Linked DNA regions of Mus musculus: all the other regions are linked to region 1. Evidence: chromatin loops called from intact Hi-C (ENCODE). Cell type or tissue: left cerebral cortex. All regions are shown on one strand. Region 1 has its middle 13 kb from the start of Gm14216. Region 2 holds the start of Raly (hnRNP-associated with lethal yellow). Region 3 overlaps Gm38598 (a long non-coding RNA gene). Region 4 overlaps Raly (hnRNP-associated with lethal yellow). Region 5 has its middle 51 kb from the start of Eif2s2.

Evidence for each region. A loop is a pair of places that touch in the nucleus more often than their neighbours do. Peaks named below come from ENCODE experiments on the same cell type or tissue, not always from the same donor. Only the 100,000 strongest peaks of a DNase experiment are listed, where the experiment ranks them.
Region 2: it touches region 1 in a loop (7-fold over the local background); 3 of 42 quality-filtered maps call a loop at or near these places.
Region 3: it touches region 1 in a loop (2.0-fold over the local background); 14 of 42 quality-filtered maps call a loop at or near these places.
Region 4: a loop joins it to region 1, with 6 times the contacts of the local background. A loop is called at or near these places in 33 of 42 quality-filtered maps.
Region 5: a loop joins it to region 1, with 5 times the contacts of the local background. A loop is called at or near these places in 23 of 42 quality-filtered maps.

The regions. Positions count from the first base shown.
Region 1 is chr2:154,710,181-154,715,180 of GRCm38, reverse strand. It overlaps the pseudogene Gm14215. Among named protein-coding and RNA genes, the nearest start is that of Gm14216, 13 kb to the left of the region's middle. In left cerebral cortex, CTCF peaks have their summits at 1,888 (motif pointing left), 2,591 and 2,792 (motif pointing left); DNase peaks (open chromatin) are centred at 1,155, 1,882 and 2,701; H3K4me3 peaks cover 458 bases; H3K27ac peaks cover 322 bases.
Region 2 is chr2:154,787,595-154,792,594 of GRCm38, reverse strand. Raly (hnRNP-associated with lethal yellow) reads right to left here and starts at 1,485. Exons shown (of 8, transcript NM_001139511.1): 1 at 1,047-1,485. In left cerebral cortex, a CTCF peak has its summit at 1,912 (motif pointing right); DNase peaks (open chromatin) are centred at 681, 1,296, 1,748 and 2,485; H3K4me3 peaks cover 2,459 bases; H3K27ac peaks cover 2,122 bases.
Region 3 is chr2:154,771,494-154,776,493 of GRCm38, reverse strand. All of the region lies in intron 2 of Gm38598 (a long non-coding RNA gene), which reads right to left. Among named protein-coding and RNA genes, the nearest start is that of Raly, 17 kb to the left of the region's middle. In left cerebral cortex, a CTCF peak has its summit at 2,262 (motif pointing right); a DNase peak (open chromatin) is centred at 4,730.
Region 4 is chr2:154,852,498-154,857,497 of GRCm38, reverse strand. Raly (hnRNP-associated with lethal yellow) reads right to left here. Exons shown (of 8, transcript NM_001139511.1): 2 at 1-229. The coding sequence starts at 220. Among named protein-coding and RNA genes, the nearest start is that of Eif2s2, 38 kb to the left of the region's middle. In left cerebral cortex, a CTCF peak has its summit at 1,886 (motif pointing right); a DNase peak (open chromatin) is centred at 1,893.
Region 5 is chr2:154,941,280-154,946,279 of GRCm38, reverse strand. No RefSeq gene overlaps it. Among named protein-coding and RNA genes, the nearest start is that of Eif2s2, 51 kb to the right of the region's middle. In left cerebral cortex, a CTCF peak has its summit at 2,968 (motif pointing right); a DNase peak (open chromatin) is centred at 2,987.

The DNA of each region.
Region 1 (5,000 bases):
CATGTGTACTCTGGCTGGTGATTTAGTCCCTGGGAGCTGGGGGGGTAGAGGGGTTGGTTGGTTGATATTGTTATTCCTCCTATGGGGTTGTAAAACCCCTTCAGCTCCTTCAGTCCTTTCCCTAACTCCTTCATCAGGGACCCAGTGCTCAGTCCAATGGTTGGCTTTCAGCATCCACCTCTATATTTGTCAGGCTCTGACAGAGCCTCTCAGGAGACAGCCATATCAGGCTCCCTTCAGCAAGCACTTCTTGGCATCCGCTATAGTGTCTGGGTTTGGTGTCTGCATATGGGATGGATCCCCAGGTGGGGCAGTCTCTGGATGGCCTTTGCTTCAGTCTCTGCTCCACACTTTGTCCCCGTATTTCCTTAGACAGGAGTCATTCTAGGTTAAAAATTTGGAGATGAGTGGGTGCCCCCCCCAAACCGGGGAGGCTCCCAGGACCCAGTGGGAATGAGATTAGCTGAAATGCCTAACAAAGGGGAGGGAGACCCTGTAGAGACCGTATCTAGAGGCTTTAGTCCTTTCTCTGTTACTTCCTCAGACTGCAAGCTGCAGGCCACAGCTCCAGCAGCAGGGCTGCCCAGAACTTCCCACTTAATTAAAAAATAAAATCAAGGAAAGACAACTTTTTATTACACTTCCCTAATAGTGGAAAATAGTTTCAGGCATAAAAAAGGCATTCAGCTGGCTACTTCCCAGGCGTCAAAAATTAACAGCCACTACATTTTATTCCGAGGAATTAATGGAAATTTTTACATGGTGGTGTAAAATGCAGGGGACAAAATGAAGGACATGATTCTTCAGGGCAGAGCTCAGCCCCTGGCTTATGGCTGGGTTTGGCTCTCTGCTCTGAGCTAGCATCTCAGGTAGGGTATAGGAGCCTGGAGAAAAAATCTAGGGGGGGGATTGCGGACAGCTTTGGGGGGAGGGGAGCCCAGCGCTGACCCCTGGAGTCAGCAACTTCCTTACACATCTCTTCTCTGGGGTAATGGCTGCTGGTGGTGGCTTCTGGGCCAGGAGCCCTGAGACCAGTTCCTGTTTCTGCAAATTGAAACAAGAGACCGGCTGTTCTCAGGACCCTAATATCAAACTTGGTCATTGTTCTCCATTGTGAATCCAAACAAGAACCTGGGCTTTGGAGCTGAGTGGGTCTGCCCTTGAACATCAGCTCAGACCCATATCATCCTCACATTAAGCAGGTCATCTCCTGGGCCTCGGTTCCTACCTCTGTAAGATGGGGACAGTTGCACAGTACTTTTGGGGTGACTATTTAAAGAAGACGTCAGTATGTCCTGTTTTGTTTTATTTCTGGCTCTGAGGCCTCTGAGAGAACTCCAGAATGCGCACACATAAGGCCCACTCCCCTCCCACCCCGCTTCATTCGACTGGAGAGATGGCTCAGCGGTTAAGAGCACTGTCTGGAATTGAGCTTCCGGCGCAAGGGTCACGGACAAAATGGTGCTCCCAGTTCAGGTCTCTCCACTCTTCAAGTTCGGCCGGTACTCAGCTCTGATCCTCGGCCTGGCATAGGGCGCCAAGCACTACGGTTACCACCACCACCCACCACCCCACCCTACCCCCGGCAGAGGAGGAGGGAAGAGCAGCAGAGAAAGAGACTAGTTGAGTTGAAATGAATTGAGAGAGAACTGGCCCAAGATGACAGCATTCTCAAGTGAGGCATCAGTGAGCTTGCTTTCTCTCTTGAGGATGAAGAAAGCTTCTTTGTGTGTGTGTGTGTGTGTGTGTGTGTGTGTGTGTGTGTGTGTGTGTGTGTGTCGTGTGTCCAGGGGTGGGGGAAGAGGGGAAGCGCTGTCTGCTCTTCCAGAGGTCCTGAGTTCGATCGCCAGTAGCTCACAACCATCTGTGATGGGATCTGATGCCCTCTTCTGGCACGCAGGAGTACATGCAGATAGAGCACTTATACATGTAGGAAGGAAGGAAGGAAGGGAGGGAGGGAGGAAAGGAGGGAGACAACTTCATTCTCAGCTCAATGATGAGCCACGGATACTGTACCAAATCCTCTATGGGCCAGGAGAAGGCAAGAGGCAGTGTATCACTGCCAGCAGTCAGAGCCCACTTTGAAGCCAATGCTACAACCCTCCCTGGAAATGGGGACCTGCAGGGAATAAGAGACTTTGTAACATACTAGCATTGGGGAGGGTGGTACTGATTCCACTGTTACATTCTTGACTATGTTTTTCCTAAACATCTTTCTGAACCCAAATTTTAAAAGTTTAATTCTATATTTATTATTTGGGGGGGGGGGTGGTGGTGGCTGCAAGTGTCACAGCATTCCTGTGGATAAAGCAACTTTGTGGTGTCACCTGTAAGGGTTCTGGAGAGAGGATTTAGATCCCCGTGTTTGTACACGTATCCACGGTGCCATCTCCCCAGCTCCAAATTCTATTTACATTTCAAATATGGATGTTTTAATTATGTGACAATGAGCTTGTCAGAGGCCCTACACTGGAGCCCCATCTCCCCAGGGCTTCTGTCCACTCACAGCTTCAGTGTCCCTTGCCCCTCTCCTCCGAGGCTTCTGTTGGCCAAAACAGGCATGGCGGCTCCTTGCCAGGCTGCCGGTGCTATTTCTGTAGCCCAGTCCTTCCCCAGACCACTGAGTCTGCAGCTTCCAGATTGTTCCCTGATGCCTTGCCTCTCACTGGGCCTGACATCAACCTGCCCCCTTGCTGCCTCCAGCAGCCCAGAGGTCTGTGAAGTGTTCCCCCACCCTGTCCCTCCTCCCCCACACTTCTGGCACCTTGCTCAGGTCTGCCCCCTGCTGTTCAAATCTGTCCTCTGCACCTTAATCCAGCCATGCCGGAGCCCTCCTGGCCTGGCAGTTCGTTGCAGAGGCTGAGATGGTTCCTGAGGAAGACACCTGACATTGTCCTCCACATGCACAAGAGCACCCATTGAACACACGCAAGCACACACATGCAAACACGCACGTGCAACACATACGCGCAGAAAGGTAATGAGGACCTAATTTGTGCTGGGGACTCACTGCTAATTTTCCACAGCCCTCCTGATGCCCCCTCAAGCCTTGTCCCAGCACACGGCCCCCACCAATCTCCTCCAGGTCTGACAATACCTCCATGCTGCCCACTCGTGTCTTCCTGTCCAGTCCCACAGGGCAGAGGCCAGGCTAAGAATCCCCACACAGCTCAATGCCTCCTTGCCCTTCTAGACAGCCCTATCACTGTAAGGGATCCCTCTGAAGACTGCCCCCTCTCCTCTTGTAAAGGGATGGATACTAAATGGCTTCCTCTCAGGCCAACCAGCTATGATTCAATAACCCTCATGGCCTCGTGCTGTTTTATACTGATGGAGCCAGGAAAGGCCTGGCAGCCAGGAGAGTGGCTGGAGGGCAGAGACTGTGGCTCTGCCTTTTGTTAGCTTTGCAGGCTGTGCCTGGCCACAATTTAACTGTGCTCTTTAGAATTGCGCTATGATGCATGTGCCTGGCCTCACTCACCATTTCTGGGGCATGGTGGCACTTCATACTGCTGGAAGGTAGGTAGGGAAGGAGGAAGGGAGGGGAAGGGAGGGAGGGAGGGAGGGAGGGAGGGAGAGAGGGAGGAAAAGAGGGAGAAATGTTCATCATCTGACCAAAAAAACTGGAAGCAGGAGGCCTGGTGGCTGACAGTAGGGGAAGGCTTGAACATGAAAAAGAACAGGCATGGTGGCTCACATCTGTAATACTAGCACGTGGGAAGGCAGAGGCAGGTAAATCTCTGAGAGTTCGAGGATAGGCCAGCCAGAACTACATAGTGAGACCCTGTCTCACCACCACCACCACCACCACCACACACACACACACACACACACACACACACTTCTAAAACAAAACAATCCCTCCCCAAAAATCAGGACCACATCTGACTGTTCAATGTTATACCCCAGTCCCTAAGGTGGTACCTAGCACACAGTGGGTACCCAGGAAACATGGCGAAAGGAGGGATGATGGGTGAGGAAGGAGAGAGAAAAAAGAAAGAACTTGGAGTGGTTCTTCCAGAACAGCAGGAAGCAACCCGGGTTCCATTCATCTTCATCCATCTCATCGGAGCTGGAGAAGATGCATGGCGGGGTGGGGGGCGGGGGGCGGGGAGGCTGCTCATTTCAACACTTCCATCAAGTGACATCAGAATCCAATTCCATCCTGAGCATTTCCCCCTCTCATTTTCATCTCCTGCCATCTTTTTAACACTCTCTGTCGAATTTCGTGTTTGGAAAGGCTGATTGAATTGTGGCTCCAGGGACTTGCGACAGTCACTTTAGATACTTAAGAGTTCCAATCATACTGCCGCCACCCAACCTCCCACCACCTGAGTGCTGGAGAAGCCATCTCTTATGAGAGCTGATTATATCTTTACAGCCCGGAACGTCACACTCTAAAACAGGGGGCTGTAAAAATCAGAATTCGCCATGACTAACACAAGTCATAGAAAAGGCCCCAAAATGCCTATTTATGAGAAACAGGCTGGTGGAGTTTGCAGCTGGCATCATTTGAGTCATGGGTGGGTCTAAGGCTAGGGAGGGCTGTGAGGTCGCTCCTGCACGAATCAAGCTGTCCGGTCTCTAGACAAGCGCCCAAGGTTCTCCTTCCACTGTGACTGAAGAAGCTGCTGGTTCAAGGAGAAAGATGCACACTGATTGGACCCTGCCAGGTACAATCTTACAAAATCCTAAAAGGCGTTTCAACCTGTTTCTGGGTTGGAGGGTCTTCCCATGGGGCTTCAAAGGATGAACGGGAGTGATGGGAAATGGAAGAGCCTGGAAAGGTGTCAGCTGAAATGGGAACAGCATATGTAAAGTCAAGAGACAACAAACAGAAATGCGTAGTTTGGAATTGCTACAGCTTTAAATGCCAATGGGGACAGGGGGAGGATGAGGTTGGAGGTGACAGAGGACAGTCCCAAAGAGTTATATGGACCTTATCACAAGCCAGAAGCCAGGGAGGCAAGAGTAGGCTGTCACCAGTTCCCAGAGACAAA
Region 2 (5,000 bases), 77 kb before region 1:
AAGGAGATTTTATCTATGGCAGATCAGTCCCTGTCTCTCAGTCAATGTCTCAGAGAGGAGCCTACCTTTCTTACCTATACGGTGTTAAGACTAACGGTAAATCAAAATGCCCTCTGCACAAAGAGATTTCCTATCAGGAAATAAGTAACGGTTACTAACAGCTTTGTACTTCTACGGCGGTTTCATGTCTCTGAACCTTGATTTCTGCTCCTGTGAGCAGGGACAGCTCTGGAAGACCGGTGTGGACATGAGGCGATACATTCACGAAGTTCCTGGGTCAGTCTCGTTAAACGTTACCTGTTGGCATTTAACGCTTCTGCCCTGTACTAACTCCCTCCCTGAATTCACTAACACCCGGAGAGGCTGCGTTCCTCCTTGACCCCATTTCACCCAGGTGAAAACTGAGGCTCGGGCTGGAGCAAAGTGGGGGACGCGGCCCCCCAGTTCGAGGGCTGGCCGTTCCCTTCCGCGCTCCACAAGACACCGAGCAAAGGCTAGGCAAGGGTAGCGAGAAAGGCGCTCAGACAGACCCGTGAGGGAAAAGAAAGGACCAGTTTTGCGCGCCTAAGGGAACCTCAAAGAGCTGGACCGACTGGAAAGCCGGAAGAAACCCGGGGCCCCAATCCAGGCCAGAGCCAGGCCCCAGCCCGCCCGAGGCCTCCCCGGCGCAACCTCCGCTCCCTCCCCTCCTCCCCTCGCCGGTCGGGGCGGGGCGCAGCACAAAAGACTCCAACTTCCGAGCGGGCACCGGCCCACCCCCAACTCCCGGCCCGCGCCCGGCCGACCGACCGGAGGCGAGCTGCGAATACCAGGCGTCCAGGGGCGGGCGCGCGTGGCCCCGGGGCAGGCGACCCGGGGCGGCGGGCCCGGGAGGGAGCACAGAGGGAGGGGGCCGAGAGTTACTCCGGCTCCCAGGACTCCCGGGACCGCGGAGAGAAAGAGTTTCTAAAAATAGGCACCGGCCCGCCCGAGGAGGTGAGGAACGAAAAAGGCACACGGAACAGCCCGCCCGCACTCCTCAGGAGCGGCCCGCGGCCCCCACTCACCCGCGCCGAGGTCTGGAGGAAGCCGCGCGGCACCGAAGGGCGACGGCGCGTCTGCTCTCGGAGGGCGGGAGGGAAGAGGCGGCCCTGGCCGCCGCGTGAGGAGCCCGAGCACACGCGCGAGAGTCGCGACCGCTTCCGCCCCCTCGGCTTCCCTCGGCTCCGCACCCCGCGCCGCTCGCGCGCCCCGCCGCACTGACAGAGGCGCGAGCCCCGCAGCCGCGAGTCCTTCGCTCGGCCGCCACCAATGGGGCGAGCGCGGGGAGGGGGAGTGCTGGACAGGCGTCTGCACTCGGCCTGCCCGCCGCCCCGGCTCCTACCCGGTTCTCCTCTCGGTCCTCCGAATAGGATCCTGCCACCCGAGCACTCAGTCCCCAGCGCCGCCCTGCACGGGCCGGGCTCTCCAAACGCGTGGGCTCCCTGCACACCCCTCGCGCCGGGCTTTGGAAAGGTCCAGAGCTTCGGCGCGCAGAGGAGGAGGGCGGGGCCGGGGCGGGGTCTAGCGTGGGGTGGGGGGACGGAGGAGGCAGGCGGGGCTGAGGGAAAGGAGTTTGTGGCTTCCACCAGCCGGGTGCTGAAGGCGGGGCGGAGGGGGTCCCGAGGGCTGACGGGCGGGAGGACACGAGGGAGGAGCAGCAGGCTGAGGGCGGAGCCGGGGTGGGGGGGAAGAGCGTGCCCAGGGGAGGAGTCTGAGGGGCGGAGCTTGGGCCTACGGAAGCGGAGGCGGTGCTAAGAGGTTGCCGCCGGTCTGCAGGAGGTGGGCCTTGGTAACACCGCGGGCAGGACAGTCGGAGGTAGACCCTGGGCGGGAGCCGGAAGGAGGAAGATCCTAAGGGAGGAGCGCGGCGCGGGGGTGGCGCTTGATTGGGCGAGGCCTGGAGATGGAGCCCTCTCTGTTAGCTGGAGGCGGTGCGGCAGGGGCCAGAAGCAATTGGAGCGGTTATTTCACTTTCTAGGAATTAGAATGCTACCATTCGCTGGGAAGGCTTGGGGTTGGGCGGAGACGCTTCGATGTCTGGGGTCTCTCGTCAAAGGTGGAAAAAAAAAAAGCCTGATTAAGTAGTTTTGCCCTTATGGGATGAAATGTTTTCTTACTTAATCTGGGTGTTGGTTCTTCCTCCTAAATATTTATCATGTCAGGATCTCCCATTTGAATCAGTTTTTCAGTCTCCTGTCTCTCCCACTTACATCCCCAATTTGCCTCTCCAGACCATCAGGGGGTCTTCTGAGAGCAAAGAGGACCATTGTCAGCTATAGTCACAAATCTCCCAGAAAGCTGGAGACGTACTTATTTGTATTCCCCATTCCCTTCAGACCTGTGATTTCATTACCTGTTGGGAATTAGGACAGAGTTTGAGGCAGGGTCTCTGTAGCCCGGGCCAGCTTTGTACTTGCTCTGTAGCCGAGAATAATCTTGAACTCCTAATCCTCCCTGCTTCTGCCTTCCAACTGCTGGCATCACAGCGAGGCCAGGCCTCTTGAGTTCGGGAATGGGTGATTCAAACAGGTTCTCAGCCTTGAAGAGCAATCAGTCTTACTCACTAAACCATCTCCCCAGCGCCAAGACCAGGAATTCTTTACTGGTTTTTGTACATTACTGTGTTTCCAGACCTACTATGGTGATCAATAAACACTTCCATCAATCAGTCCAGCCCCTACCAACCTCCTCTGCTTTTTCTGGTTTTATCCAGCTCCTCACTTCCCTCTCTGTGTAACAGTCTTCCTATATTTGCTCAAATATACCATCTATTCTTTGTTGGGTTTCCTTGTCCGTTTGTTTTTTCAAGACAGGGTTTCTCGGGGTAGCCTTGGCTTTCCTGGAATTCACTCTGTAAACCAGGCTGGCCTCCACCTCATGTGCCACCACCGCTAGACTTTGGATATAGCAATCTATTAACTAACACCTCAGGCAGCCTTTTCACTCATCCCATATTCAGGAGGAGCCTCCTCCTCTGAGAAGCATTCTCTGAACTTGCAGCCCCACTGTCAGGCAAGCTGCCACTGGTGCCCTGCTCCGGTCGTGGCTTCCATTAGAAAAGATTGCAGATGATAGTCTGCTGCCACTGGGAATTCTGTGCACATTCTACAAGGTCCTGAATACCTTATCACCCGCTGCCACCCTCCTGACACTGTAAGCTTTAGTCTGCTATTTTGCTCCAGTTACTTCTTGGCTTTTTTCCTGGTCTTCTAAAATGCCAGGTATACTGCTTCTTGTGGGCCTTTGCTTTTGCCCTCATGTTATTCTCCTAGATATTGCTATGGCTTGCTCCTTGCCATTTAAACAGTTTCTTTTGTGCTTTTTTTCTTTAGCTTTTTTTTTTCTTTTAAGTTTTAGGTTTTGGGTTTGTTGGTTTGTTTAATGTTTTTGTTTGTTTGAGACAGAGTCTCACTCTAGCTATCCTAGAACTCACTATGTAGACCAGGCTGTCCTCAAACAACCATAGATTTGCCTGCATCAGTCTCCTAAATGTTGGGATTAAAGGTGTATACCAGGGGCTGGAGAGATGGCTCAGCGGTTAAAATCACCGATTGCCCTTCAGGAGCTCCTGAGTTCAAATCCCAGCAACCACATGGTAGCTTACAACCATCTGTATTGAAATCTGATGCCCTATTCTGGAGTGTCTGAAGACAGCTACAGTGTACTTACATATAATAAACAAATAAATCTATGAGGAAAAAAATAAAGGTGTGTACCACTATGACCAGCCATCTTCAGGCTTTCTAAAAAGAACTCTTACATGGTCAGGAGTAATAGTCCAGCACATGGGAAGCAGAGACAGGGAGATCTTTGGGAGTTTGAGGCTACTAGTCTACATACCAACTTTCAGGCCAGCCAAGATTATACAGTGAAACCCCGTCTTAATTAATTAATCAATTAATTGTCTTACCTGTCCACATTTTAGATAGCCACCTTTCACTACTGTATTCTTTCTTGTTAGATTCTTCTCCAGAACAATGTCCCATCTGAAATGTGTATATTAGCTGATTGTCTCTCTGCCAAACACACTTCCACTACAGTGTGATGAGTGCAAGGACAGGCTATTGTCTGTCTTGTTCAGTCTTCAATGCATAAAAATAGTAGATCCCTCATTTAATGTCTGTTTTATGGTTGACCATAACAAATCCAACAAAGAAATGTCAAGAAGACTCTCAGTATCACCTCAGAAGAGTCTCACAAGATGAGAATTTGAAGGGCGATGTTTCTAAGAAAATATGCTGGCAACACTAGCTAACAGTTATGCAGCACTAACTAGTTAGTTACCAGGCAGTGCACTGACTGCTCTTCAAGCTTAACCCCTGTAACAGTCTTATGAAATAAGTACTATTAAAATCCCCATAAGTGAGGAGACAGTCACAAAAGAGGTTAAATTCCCCAAAACCACACAGCTAGAAAAATGATGAAGTCCAATTTTAGAGTCTACATGCTAAATGATTGTGCTACGTTTTCTCTAATTTTTTTTTTTTTAAAGACAGGGTTTCTCTGTGTAGCCCTGGCTGTCCTGGAACTCACTCTGTAGACCAAGCTGGCCTCGAACTCAGAAATCTGCCTGCCTCTGCCTCCCGAGTGCTGGGATTAAAGGCGTACTCCACTACGCCCGGCCCCTAATTATTTTTTAAGACTTATGTGTATGGGTGTTTTGCAATCCTGGTGCCTGATTGCCTGATGGGGTCAGAAGAGGGCGTCAGATCACCTAGAACTGGAGTTACAGGTGGTTGTGAGCCACCTTGTCGGGTACTGGAAAACCAACTCAGGTCCTCTGCAAGAGCAACAAGTGCTTAACTACTGAGCCAGCTCTCCAGTCTTCCTAATTATTAAAATCCCAGGGTAAGCCAGGCATCGTCTTTGTTTTTGTTTGTTTGTTTGTTTGTTTTTTCCTTAGTTACCATTAGGGACAACAGCAAAAGACAAGATGTTGTAGAAGTTTTGGAGGAAAATGAAACTTAGAAAATATTTCT
Region 3 (5,000 bases), 61 kb before region 1:
ACTGTTTTACAGCAGTGTCACAGTAGTGTCACAGTAGTGTAGGAAGAACTTCTAGATCACAGCCCCCCTCCTCCAACACAATACACACACCAGCCTCCTAAGGTGCTGGCTGGGCACAGGTCTGTGTGTGGCTTGAATGAGAGTGACCCCTGCCGGGCTCTCATATTTGAATATCTGGTCCCCACTTGGTGGTCATGATTGGGGGAGCTTAGGAGATACAGCCTTCCCGGTGGATGTGTGTCACTTGCACCATTTTGAGTTTGCTCTCTCTGTTTCCTGTTATTGTTAGAGATATGAGCTTCCAGCTATGGCTCCAGCCCACCATCTCTGCCACCCACTGAAATAGTTTCCCACCATGACAGTGATGGACTCCTTCTATAAGTCATCCTGATTGCAGTGTTTTATCCCCTCAGATAGAAAAGTAAGGGACAGGTGTGGTGGGGCAAGCCTTTGTTCTCAGCACTCTGGAGACAGAAGCCGGCGAACCTCTGTGAGTTCAAGGCCAGCCTGGCCTACATAGTAAGTTTTAGGACATCCAGGACTACATAGAGAGACCCAGTCTCAAAAAACAAAAAGAAAAAAAAAAGTAACTGAGACAGTTTCCCATTCACTTCCTGTTCTGGTCTCAGAGGATCATGGGGTCTTGTGATTTCCTGTGATTTTTTTTCCCAGTGTTCCTCACCTGTATTCTGCTAATGATTGGTCCAACCCATCAGCAAGGGCTATTCAAAGGGATTCAGGCCAGTTAATGGCATCTCCTTCTTACACAAGGTGAAAACTTTACTAAAGTGATATGTTCTTTGTCCTCCAGAAGTTACTAGAACCCAAAGGCTGTAACTCTGGAGTCTCCATTGTGCACATTCTTCTCCCTGTGGAGAAGAGAAGAACCTCAAGGAGTCTGGATTTCTGGATCCAGGTACTCCTCAGATCTGTTCTGCTCCACTCATATAGAACAATATACAGGCCACATATAGACCAATAAATCCTCATCTTGCTCAGACTAATAGCAATTGGGTTTATCCCAACAAAGAACCCTTGGCCAATGCATATATCCCCCCAAATGGGAGAGAAGCCTCCAGGAGGCCTCCGAGGCAACAGATGGTCACCTGTTCACTGGTGTGGGTGGGACTAGAGAGAAGCATCTTTCTTAATGATGGCTGCCAATAGGTGGTCTTCAAGTACTTAAAATCCTTTATGGACCTCCTAGGAATACATATAACCCCCCCCCACCCAGCTCCCACACATGTAAGTGATAAAAGAAAAAATCTTCAAGGAAAGGTGTTAATGTGAGGCAGCATTCCCCAGGTCAGCTGCCATATTGTATAACTCCCCTGTCAATCCCATTCCCTAAATCTGTTCTCTTCAACCAAGAGGGTCTTAAGTATTGTTCAGCCTCTTATGCTCTCTCTCCTTTTTTGGGTCATTTATTAATGAATTTGTTATGTCTTGTAACCTTCTGTAACCATAAAAACTAGAACAGAACCATTCTTTATGAGAAACTGCACAATGCACAATTCCTCCCAAACAGAAGCTCTTGTGTGTGTGTGAAAATCCTGAACAGAAAGCACTGAGCTACTGCTGAGTCCTCTCAGAGCCAGCCCCAGCCTGCTGGGCAGAGGAGGAGGCCCTAACTCTGCATCAATGCTGCAATGTCTAATTTCTTTATTATTGGGAAGAGATGCTGGTTAATTAGAAAAATGTGCATGAATTTTTCTAAAGCCCTATTCAAGAGGAAACTATTGTGAATATTCATTATTTTGAGGGTTAATTGCATTGTGGTATTTTAGACTAGGAGGGAACATAGGGAAGATTTATAAAGAGGGCTTGAGGTCCCATGTGAATAAAAACTGTTATAAGATAAATGATAGGTGATGGATCCTGCTGATGCCTGGAACATGGCCTTCCCTCTGCCTCCTTAGATGGTCCATAACTTCCTTGTCTTGATCCTGAGCTTGGCCATCAGACTTGCTTTGGTTGGTAGAATATCACCAGATGTGGGAAAAGGGATCTAAAAGATGCTGCACTGCTGGGCACATTCTTCTGCAATTCCATCAATTCCAATCCTTAAATAAGCTCAGGTTAACCTGTGACCCCGGGAGGAGAATGGGAAATACAGTAAGCCTAGCCACCCTGCTGACCAGGAGACCCCAAACACTACAGTGATATAGTCATATGCCAGTGGAGTGTGTTTTGTTTTGTTTTAAAGTGTTTTGTTTATGATGTTTTGTCTGTGTTTGTCTGTGCACCACATGTGTGCAGTTCCCACAAAGGCCAGAAGGGGGCATTGGAAGCCCTTAAACTGGTGTTACAGACCACTGTTAGTTGCCATGGAAACCTGGGTCCTTTGCAAGAGCAGCCAATGCTCTTAATTGCTGAGCCACCTCTCAAGACCTGAGGGAGTTTGTTTCAATTGTCCAGTGAAATTACTTTAGCAATAACTCATTGACACAAGCTATCTGTAAGATTTCCTTTGACCACCAAAATTGGAAAGGCCCAGAAAAATGTGGGTTATTTTGCTAAAAATATTAAAATCACTGAACCTGGACTCAGTGTCTCATGCCTATACTCCTAGAATTCAAGAGGCTGAGGCAGATTGATCACCATGGACAGCCTGGACTATATAGTGAACTCCAGGGCAGCCTGGACTACAGAGTAAGAATAGCCTGGGCTACCCTGTCTCAGAATAAATAAATAAATAAGTATTGAAGTATTGAGCAAACCATTTGCTCAACTCTTTTAAATTTAATTTGTATTTTATTTATAGATATTGGTGTTTGTCTGCGTACCACGTGTATGCCTGGTTCCTGCAGAACCTAGAAGAGGGCATCACATCCCTTGGAACTAAAGTTACAACTTTTATGGTGAGAACCAAATTTGGGTCCTCTGGAAGAGCAGCCAGCACTCTTAACCACTGATCATATCTCTAGCCCTCAGCTTCTGTTATTGTCAATTAAAATGAAGTCAAGATGAACCCAGTAATGCCCCAGCATTACTAACCAGTTGCTTTCAGAGTAGAGAAGTGGATAATGCAGTTTCAAGTCTGGAAGCCCACAGGCCGCCTAGGCTGGACCTGGTTGTGGGACTTGTGCGGTGGGTGTACGTGGACTGTGAGCATCCCTCTCCGTTCCTGCTCGATGAACCGAGAATGTCAGGCTATGACTGACCTTTTCCCAGGCCACTTCTCAAGTAAGCAACATTGAGGAACAAAGACCAGGCTTGATAGTGCGATTGTGAAAGAAGTAATTCCCCAGACTCTGTTTTCCTCCCCTGCTACTTATTCTGTGCACAGGCCACCTCCATTGTCTCCAAAGGACTTGGGCAACATGGAAAACCCCTGTGAACTTGTGGTTCTGCATCCATCTTCTCTAGGAAGAATGCAGTTCCTTGTGACTGGGCTAGGAAGCTATTTTGGCAGTGTCTGTAACAGTCTCTCTGATAAACCTGCATGTAGGATCACCTCCACGAATGTTAACTGTCTCACCCGTCAATCAGGAATGAAGTTTGCAGACTTCTTCAGAGAAAGGTTTCTGGGGAAACATGGAGGCAACCAGAGGCAAAAAAAAAGTAAGAAATTCTCAACTGTATAAACTAGATCAAAGACTGTAATTTTAAACCTGTCAGGCGAATGCACACACAAGCACACACACACTAAAACCAAAACCAAAACCAAGAGATTTCTATACTTAAGATACAGTCTGACACTAACAATAACTAAACCATTTTTTTAAAAAACAAACTTCTTGGGGGCTGGAGAGATGGCTCAGAGGTTAAGAGCACTGGCTGCTCTTCCAAAGGCCCTGAGTTCAAATCCCAGCAACCACATGGTAGCTCACAACCATCTGTAATGAGATCTGACGCCCTCTTCTGGTGTATCTGAAGACAGCTACAGTGAATTTAGATATAATAAATAAAATCTTTTAATAAATAAATAAATAAATAAATAAATAAATAAATAAATAAATACTTCTTATTCTTATTTCTTGATCCTTCTGCTTTTTTTCCCCAAATACATGTCAATTAAATAGTACTTTGAACATCACGGCACACAGTTGAGGTGTTAGACACTTCTGTGACTTTAAAAACTGCAATGTGGGACTAGGGGTATAACTGTGTTAGAACACTTGTCTAGAATACATAAGACCTGGGGTCTATAGTACTTTTTAGTACTTAGAAAGATAAAATAAAACAAAAATTATAATGTGAGCAGGGCCTATAGCTGTGGTCACAGCTGGAATCTCAGGTGTGCACTGTGCCTGGCATCACTTCGTGCTTTTGTTTTTTTCTTTGCTTATCTGTTGAGGAAGGATCTTGCTACTTAAGCCTGGCTGGCCCATACAGTATCTCAACTTGATGGTTGCAGGATTTTTTTTTTTTCCTATTACCAGGGATTGAACCCAGGACCTCATAGAGGCTGGTGAACCATTCTACCACTGAGCTACTACTCCAGTAGTTATATTATTCCCTTAACTGGAAGACTTGGTATAGCAAAAATGTTAATCCTCTCAAATCTATAGCTTTTATGCAAGTACTGTCAAATTCCTAGCAAGGCATTTTTTTTTTTAACGTAGTCAAGTGAAAGAGATCTAAATCAGTACTGAGAAGCAGGAAAAATGGGAGGACTTACTCTACATGATATAAAGCCTACTATGATGGCATGGTAATCACAGGATAGAGGCTTGGCACAGAGATCGGTAACACAGAATGAAGAATCCAAAGATAAACTAGCACAAATATACCACACTGGTTTTTCTTGGAACAGGTGCAAAATAATTCAGTGGAAGGAGGACGGCCCCGCAACTCCTTTTTTTTAAAGACAGAAGTCGAGGGTGTCCTTCGGCTTCTGATCCTCCTGCCTGCACCTCCCAAGCGCTGGGATTTCATGCGTGTGCCACCAGGCCTGCTTTTGAAGGATGTTCTTTTTTTTTTTAGACAAATGGTGCTGGAGCAGCAATGAATGATTATGCACGGGGGAAATAAAGAAGAGAGTGCTGAGGGGAAGA
Region 4 (5,000 bases), 140 kb before region 1:
CCAGCACAGCTGCCCGGGCATGGCGCTCATTGGCATACTGGACAAAAGCATAGCCTTTGTGCACAGAGCAACCAGCCACTCGGCCGTACTTGGAAAAGATGGTCTCCACATCTGACTTCTTCACCACAGCTGTGTTTAGATTTCCGATGAAGACCCGAGAGTTGATGGACTTAGGGTCATTCTTGTTGGTTACATTGCTGGTCTGAATCTTCAAGGACATGGTGTTCACCTGAAAAGAGAATGAATGCCAATGTGAAACTGGGTTCCCAGGCTAGGCTCAGTTCCGTTCATGGCCCACATCCTTAATGACCTGGACTGCTCCTTGCCTTGCTACACACTCTCATCCCTATGGCACCCATCCCTCTCTGTTCATACATCTTGTTTTCTTGCTACTTTACCAGGAGTTGACAATGGCTGCTAATCTTATACTAGGTGCTTTATAACATTCCTTCATTTGGTACTCTCATAATACCACGTGGGAAAAACCAACATTGGAAGATTATAAGGCTGAGACTCACCAGTCCACTTAATACCCCACTGTAAAATTAATTTTAATAACTTTCTACAGCTTTTTGTTTTGTTCCATCAATGTAGAACCATAGCAAAGAGGATACATGAAAATTTTAAGAGATGCTTGCTAGGGAACAATCCCCTATTATGAAAATTGCTCAGTCTGATCTAAATGTACCTCATCTTACTAACCTAGCCAGTGAAGTCTTCATTGAGCCAGCCATTCTGCAAAAGGTGTGCTTACAGAGGCCTTACCAAGTACTCACTGCAGGCTAAGGGTAGCATATAATACTGAATAAGCCCAAGAACTCATGGGTAAATATAGTTTACTACAGACTCTAGTTAAAAAAAACAAAAACCAAAACCTGGTAGAATTATTAATTTGCTAATATGAGGTACTTAGACATGTTTAAAACTCACTTCTGTCAACTTCATCACTCTGCTTCCTAGAAGTAAAGCCAATTTAAATACTTAAGATAGCGTGTTTATCTCAGGATGGTCTTTAATAATTTATTGGTTATCCACATTATACTGATTTGAAATCTGTTAGGTTTAGAGACGAGTTAGCAACTTGCTCTTGTGTGGGTATATAGATGTAGGTCATGTAGATCAGCAGACAAACTTTGGTACCACTCCTTTGTCTACCTGTCTATTGTTTTGTCTTGTAGGACTGTTTTTCACTGTTCTAACGTCACTAAATAGGCCAACCTGCCTAGCCAGCAAGCCTAACTTTGCCTCCTCCAGCACTGGAATTACAATGCATATCTTAATACCTGACTTTTTAAAATATATGCCCTTAGCCACAATGAAGCACAATTTTAATCCCAGCACTCAGAAGAGGTAGAGTTCAAGGCCAACCTGGCCCACATGTTGAATATCAGATCAGCCTGGGAAATCCTGTCTTTAAAAAAAAAAAAAAGAAATCTGAGACTCCAGGCCCTTACTGACCCTCCCTACAAGTACTCTTCATTCTCTCCATTCTGACAATCAAGCTAGTTAACTCACAAGGCCCCTCTGCAGTATATTTATACCTTGGCATAGCCCCAGGAGAAAGAGAAGAAGGAGATATTAATTCCAGTAGGATTAGCTTGCAGTTTGGACTTGGCATTTGTACCTACTGGCTGTGTTCTGCCTACTGATGCAGGTTTGTACAATTCCAGTATCATCTAACCAAGCAAAATATATTTAAATAAATAAATAAAACCTTTCATCAGCCTGCCTGTTTATTATACTTAATATATATTAAAATATATATTAAGGGGGTGTCAGAGAATTAGGTAAGAATGCAAGCTGAAGAAAACTGTTATCTTTCTGAATGTCTTCTCTGTATGCTACTTTGTAGACAACCTATCTTCAAGTTGGCTGGTTCTCACCAGCTGGTGGCACTGTTTTCAAATAAATCACAAGCTGAACCATGACATCTGATAAGGAAAAGAAACTGCTCCTAGATCTGAGTTTATGATAAACTTGATGGACTGACAGGAGTCAGATGTGTACTATCAAAGCAAGGGGCTCAGAGCTTATCTTGCTGCTACTAAGGAAGAGCTGGTGTGATCTTTAGAACTTGGAAGAGACCGGCTCTTGTTAATAAGTTTACTTTTATACCACAATCACCACCATTTATAAAGCAGTGAGGGACACAAAGAAGATTCATTTGATTACCATGAGCACACACCACATTCTGCACAAGCAACAGGAAATGCTTAACAATCCCTATTTTTCAGTTACAACAGTCCTATCGGATACTGAGTCATTCAAAGGTTCCTTGTCCATCCACAAATAAAAAGCAACTTTTATAAGGGACCTGTGTGACACTAGAAGACTGATCCTGCTCAAAACTATCAAGTTTTAGCCAGAGAGATGCCACTTTGTTTGGTAGGAGAGAGCCATCCAGGCCCAGGGTATGGACTGAGAAAGGAGAGGGAGAGATGATAGTTTGGATATAATGGCAGTAGCTTCGCAATTTATCTGACAGGGACAGGTTAGTTGCAGATCTCCTCAAACTGTTAGGAACCTCTGACACACTAAGGAAGCATTCACTGGTTTGCTGGAGAACAGTCCTTCAGGGTTGGCTCTGTCAACCATCTCTCCTCATCTGAGTTGGGACAATAAATATAAAAGAACTTTGCAAACTGTGGAGGCTTTTACAAGATCAAATATTAGTATAACTGTATGTTTGTCTATTCTACTAATACCACCACCAATGAGACCATTCTAGAGTTGTGATCAGAATAGAACACATTCTTAGGACACCAAAGAGTCAACCATGTCACCCTGTTCTCATCTCTAGAGATGACACAGGAAGTAGCATGTGACTGCTAAGTAGAACATGCTCTGGTATCCAAACCCCAAACTTCCAGTCTGTATCCTCCCAGTTGATTTTTAAGTCTTGTATAATGCTGTGGCATGCAGGCTGCATGTTATTCTGTAGATTCCCTACACCCAAGAGGTCAAATGTCTAGAGAGTTGAATGGTACTACAGAAGTGTGTGCCATATTACCTAGCTTCCAGGCCTAGTTTTCCAAATGTCCACCTTCACAAACCAACCATCCCCAGCTTAAAAAACACCCCTATTTTATGCTTTCCCCCCCTTTATCTCCTTTCCACTATTTTGGGGGGGAGGGAGAGGGGAGGTGAGAACAGGGTTTCTCTGTACAGCCCTGGCTGTCCTGGCATTCTGTAGACCAGGCTGGCCTTGAACTCAAAAATCCACCTGCCTCTGCCTTCCAAGTGCGAGGATTAAAGGCGTGTGCCACCACTGCCCAGCTCCTTTCCGCTTTTTAAAAAGACAAAATAGCATGCCTTCAACTTGCTATATAGCCCAGAATGACCTCATCACAAGTACTGGACTACCACATCTAGACTCTTTCTGGGAATCCTAAAATATCAATATAGTTTTCAGCAAACAACTACCTAACTTGATAGTCAAGGAGACTTGACATTCTACAATCAAGACTAATCTGCTGTAAACCTGACTCTGGCTTCCAACCCTGCCTCTAGCATTTAAACCTGCCCACGACTGGACCTGTTCCTTGTTCATCTGCAAGGAGGAGTTGCTACTCTTGGTCTTGTTGCACCAATGCTGCTTAGTTTTAGCCAGTCCTGATGGGTTATTTCTGGTTCTGTTCTCCTCCCTTTGCCCTTAGATAGCCCTGGGACAGCAAGCAGTAAGTAGCTGTCAGTGATATGGGACTATCTCTGGTGAAAGCCAAGCAATCAGTCAGATCAGTATCTAAGGACTCCTTAGTTCAGAGATCCTGGTTACCAGGCAGCCATGGATGACAGAACATCTATTAATCTCATTAAACTCATCAGGCCCCCACTCATTAACACTGCTCAAATGATCATTACTGGCCAGACAGGCCTAATTTCCCAAGTAGTACTGACAATCTCCACTCCCAAGAGAAACCCCAGCTCTCAGTTACCCAAACACAGAAGCGCAGGCTGAACTGGCTACAGTACAGAGCCATGAGGCTCTACTTTGGCTTGTCTGTTCATGTGACCCAAACAAATCATGCCATTTCTACAAACAATAACACCCTTATTCTGAAAACAGAAAGCATCTCCCTAATTATCTTTTCAGACCTGCCTTGTCATCAAATAGGCTAATCGATGTGAAAGTGCTCCATTGCATCTGTAACAAACTATTCAAAAGATACAGGATTATACCATTTCTATTACTGCCCAATTTCTATACCTCATATTTAACAACCATTATTGAGTGTTCCCCATGCTGACCTTGCTGAGGAAAAAAAATAGTACTCTGTTTGTCAGGAAGCCCTCTTGCACCAAGTATGGTGGCACATGCCCTTAATCTCAGCAGTAGCTGAGGTCAGAGTAGTTTACACAGTGAGTTCCGGGCCAGCCAGGGCTACATAGTGAGACCCTGTCTCAAAAACTAAAAGTCTTTTTTTCTTGGAACCTAGCTTTTGATTGTTAGTTTTGTTTTTCCTCAAAACAAAGACAAAATAAAATGAAATAGACCAACATAAACTTTTGAGTTAGGTAGAATTGAGTTCCAAAGCTAGTCCTGTCAACTTGTAGGCTTGGCCGTGTCCCTCACACTTATTAGGCTTCAAAATCCTCAATGGTGAAGCTATTCTTCTATGGCCAGAGAGAGTACCCAGGAAGCCAGTGAGATGGCCCAGCTGGTAAAGACACATGCCACCAAGCCTGAAGACCTATGCTTGTTATATCTATAGGACATTTACAAGAGAACCATTTCTGGCCTGCTGTTCTGACATCCACATGTGCACCCACAGACAGACAGACTGACTGACTACATACATACATACATACATACATACATACATACATACATGGAATTTTTAAAGAAATTTAAGTCAGAGGTTGGAAAGATAGCTCAGTAGTTAAGAACACTGGCTGCTCTTCCAGAGGACCAGGATTCACTTCCCAGCATCCACATGGCAACTCACACCTGTCTATAACTAGTTCTAGGGTTTCCAGTACCCTTCCACAGACATACATGC
Region 5 (5,000 bases), 230 kb before region 1:
CACATGGTGGAAGGAGAAGTACTCTGACCTCCACAGTGTTCCATAGCTTGAGAGCACATACATAACCACCTACACACGCACACACACACACAGATGTAAAAATAAAAGGCCAGATGTGGTGGGCACATCTGCCATCCCAGCACTTCTACTGTGAGACAGGAGATGAGACAAAAAAATCAACCCGAAGTTCTGTTCTTTTTTTCTTTCTTTTTAAGGTTTATTTATTTTATTTTATGTATATGAGTACACTGCAGCTGTACAGATGGTTGTGAGCCTTCATGTGGTTGTTGGGAATTGAATTTTTAGGACCTCTGATTGCTCCGGCCAACCCTATTTGCTCTGGTCAGCCCCACTCTCTCAGGTCCAAATATTTATTTATTAAGTACACTGTAGCTGTCTTCAGACACCAGAAGAGGGCATCAGATCTCATTACAGATGGTTATGAGCCACCATGTGGTTGCTGGGATTTGAACTCAGGACCTTCGGAAGAGCAGTCAGTACACTTACCCACTGAGCCATCTTGCCAGCCCCTAACCAGAAATTCTTGGGTGAGCTAGCCTGGAGTATGAAGCAGGCTAGCTACCTCAACACAGTGGTAGATGAGAACCAACTCCCTAAAGTTGTCCTCTGAACAGATCAAATAGACGACGATGATGACAGAGATGTGATTGAAATCCTCCTGCCAGAGTTTGGTAAACATTTCCTTCCCCCAGCTCCCACCCACACAGAGTGAGTCCTTGTCACCAATTCCTTCCCTGTTCGACCTGAACTGATTCAGGATCATGGCAGTAATAAGGGATGTGGAACAAACCTCTCCCTAAAGAGATTACAATGAACAGGGCTTTTTAAATCTTGAACCTAATGAGATTCTTTTAATGGTGGAATTGTTTTTTTTAAAGATAAGTAAGGGGAGTTATCATAGAGGATAAACCTACTATAATGATAAAGCCTGACTTATTGAGAACTAGAAGTGTCCTCTAGTACAACAACCTATGAGACATTTTTTAGGTGAGAAAATGAACCAGGGCAGGGGGCTTTGGTTTGGGTTTTCTACATACGTGTTTGTGTGCCCACACAGTTGCACAAGTATGTATGTCTGTGTAGGTTGGAGGTCCATACTGGGTGTCTTTTTTAATCATGCATCACCTTTTTGGTTGTTGTTGTTGTTCCTTGTTTGTATCTAGAGTCCCTCACTGAACTTAGAGCTTGCGAATCGGCTGGACTGACTGGCCGGAGAATCCCAGGCACCTTCCTGTTTCTGCCTCCTTGACTCTGGGATAACAGACCCAGCCTGTTTCACAAGGGCACTGAGGGTCACGCCCAGACCCTCTGTGCTTGGCATGCGCCTTACTAACTGAGCCGTCTCCCTGCCCCTAGGGAAGGTGTTTTGTTTGTCTGTTTTGGATTGTTTTTGTTTTTGTTTTTCAAGGCCAGTTTTCTCTGGATAGCCCTGGCTGTCCTTGAACTCACTTTGTAGACCAGGCTGGCCTTGAACTCAGAAATCCGCCTGCCTCTGCCTCCTAAATGCTGGGATTAAAGGCGTACACCACCGCTGCCCGGCGTAGGAAGTTGGTTTTTGTGTGTGTTTAAAAAAAAAAAAAAACCCACAATAACTTACACTTGCTCTTTCAATCAGTAAGGGGCAGGTGCAAGATTTTCCTGCAACACCTTCTCCCTCTGGTAACTTTAACCTGGTTACATAGCCATCTATCTGTTTCTCTGAGTATGGGGCAAACCCTAGGGAATCCACAAATGAAAAATATGAGGGATCCAAGAAAGCCTGGGGATAAGCAGAATATTATAAAACACAGAGAAATTGCGGTATCATAGGTGACTGACGTGAGACTAGGAAGCTAGAGAAAGTGAGAACTCTACTACGAGAATGGGCGTCACCTTGCAGCATTTATCTTTCTTTCCTGCCATGTGCCATGCTGTCCCTCAGATGTTCTCCCAGGACCAGGGGACCTGATGCCTCCCATCAGCCCCCAGGACTCAGGAAGGGCAGCTATTCGTGCTAGATTATTTTGGAGTCTGAAACTGATAACTTTCTTCCCAGCCCTTCCTCGGTGGGGGCTTTTGAACTGCTGTCTTCAGGACTTGTAAAGTCAGGCAGAGCAGGAGCTGAGCCCCCTGAAGGGCTCCTGTCAGCTCTGCTGTTCCCCCAACAACCTTTCTAACCCATAGACCATAGACACACTGCAGCTCTGCTCTTACCCAGGAACCTATCCCCTCTCTCCTTGGCTCAGAGGGTTGCCCGCTGGAGAAGCATGAGGACCTGAGCTTGGATGTCCAGGACCCACGTAGTAAGTCAAGTACAGCAGCTGTGAACATCTGTAGCCACAGCAGAGCAGGGTTGGAGGAGACAGGCAGACCCTAAGAGCTTGCCGGTTGAAGTGGCAATGCCAGGTTCAATGAGAGACCAGGCCTCAAAAAATAATATGGGTAATGATAGAAGAAAATATCTCAAATTTACCTCTGGCTTCTGTACACATCCACATGTATGTGCAGACACACCTGCATACATTCATATGCATCACATACACACACACTTAAGAAAATGGATAGAATTGTTCCCATTATGTTGTTTCACCCCATCATAGGGGTGCTCAGATTTAAAGTGCATCTCTGTGTTAACACTTTGTAAAAAGAAGGAGGAGGAGGAGAAGGAAAAGAAGAAAAGAAAAGAAAGAGACAAATGGAGAAAATGAATAGGAAAACCATTGAGTAGTAATGAGGTGTATGATGGGTGCGGGTGTTTGCCACCAAGCCGGACAACCGGAGGAACGCTGACTCCTGGGGAAGGAAGGGGAAAAAGAAGGAATAAGGAAAGCGGGGAGGAGATGGAGGAAAATAACTGATAACAGGTAACAGCTTGAGCCCAGAAACAAATATACAAGGTCTTTCCTCTTGTCTTCCCTCTACTGAGTCTGTGATGAGATCCATCAGGAAGTCTCCGGAGCAGAGCGCTGTGGCCGCCTGGGGGCAGTGCAGTCTCGCGGATAGGTTTTGCAGCCGCCGAGTTTGAGGCCCATTTCAGAGTTGGTTCTGCCCAGTAGTTTCCTTTCCTTTCTCTTCAGGTCCTCGTCTGAGTTCATCCTTATTTCAGGTTCCCACTGAATTGGTTAGGGAGGAACGGGGATCTGGGGCCTGGGGTGACACTCATTCACATAACACACCCACTTGTGTACATCCCGGAAATGTCCAGGTTCCAATTTCCACGAGGCAGAGTTAAATAAGACTGGAGGCATCTTTGAGCCAACAAACATCTGATTTAAAGAGCACAGGCTGGTCTTAAATACTGTTAACAAGTGCAGGTTGTGGAGACGTCCCATTTTCTTAGTTCTTTCTTAGCTCCTGGCTCTCCATGAACGATGGATGGAAGAAATACCCCCTCCCCGCTTTTAGGAGCTTTTAGCTATTTAGGAAAAGACATCGATTGCTCAACCGGTGCCTGCTGTCCTTGGTGCGTTGCTCCCAGTGGTTATATCAGGCCTCTACTCTAGGTTGGCGTCTTTGCCTGATGAATGCCTGGGGCGGAGGCTGGGAATCAGCAGTGTCTGTGCCCGCCCCTCTGAGCACACAGGCGCCCCATTCAAAACAATGTGGCCCTAGGCATCAGTGAAAGGGCTGCAGTCAGACTTGGCCTCACAAGGACTCACCTCTCTTTATCACCATCTCAAGCCCCGCTCAGGAAGCTCTCTCTTCGCTAACCTCAAGAGTCCCTTTTCCCTCAGTCAAAATCAGCTTCCAGCTCTAACACCCTGGGGTGATTTTTTTTAAAAATCTGTTGATTGATCCCGTGCCCTGTTTCTGGGATGGTTGCTTGCTGTCCTCTGAGCATAGGGAGTACTCTAAGCTTCCATACCCTTTTCTCACATGGTCACCTCATCTGAAATACATTTTCTGTCTCTCTGCCTGATGAATTCTTTATCTATCTTTATGTCCTAAATGAAACGTCCTAGAGCCGAGCACAGTGGTACGTACCTGTAGCTCTAGCAACTGGGAGACAGAGGAAGAAAGATCAGAAGTTCAAGGCCAGCCTGGACTCACCCCACCTCCTCCCCCAGTCTCTCCCATAGTTTCCCCCGACTCTTTCCTTCCCCTTGGAGTTCATACACAACCTTGTGGTTCCTTCCCCATTTTCACGTAGCCGGGCTTTAGCTGTGTTTTCCTGTTAGATGGTGAACTCAGTGTGGGCTTTAAACACTCAGCCAAGAGGCCGTGCTGAGGTTGCTTTGCCTCATTATCTTAAGGCTATCTCGTTAGCGGTAGCTCAGCCTAACACTGAGCACATAGGAGCCCGGTGTTCAACCCTGCTGGATATGATCAAAGCTGGAAGACATCAGGCAAAATGTGGTTATTCTTTTATTTTCACTTTCTATTTCCACTTCCCAGGAGATTTAGGTAACTGCTCCCAATTTCCTCTCTTATCATTTATAGTCCTCCTGGCCATCTGCATCCCATTACGATTTCATCTGGCTGTCTAGGGCCAACTTTCCTAGGCCTGGCTGCCTGCTCATTTGTGACTTTTATCAACCTGCTGCTCTGTGGGTGATGTTGTAGGCACTGGGTAGGCAGCAGCAAAGGACACTTTCCTAGCACTTAGACTGCAGGGGGAACAGGAGACCAAGATAGGTAAACAAAGGGGATTTCAATGACTAGGGATTCTAGGAAGGAAAGGGGGTCACGTGGTACAAAGAACAATAGAATCTCAGAGGGAAGAGTCCAGCCATGGGGGTATGTGCTAAGAAAGCCTTTCATGCAGAGGGTGAGCAGCCACACTGGTCCTGAACAGGAACAAGTGATGGAAAAGTTGTGAAGCATGCAGCTACATAAGGAGAGGGCTTGCACATTTTCCTTAGCTTGCTGGCATCCCTTCAGAGAGCCCTTAGTGGCTTTGATCCCTTCTGGGAAGTGACCAGTTCCCCCTAGCCTTCACCTCCTCACCACTCCATCCAATTTCCTCTCAGTGAATCTTGTTGATCATCTGACACATACCT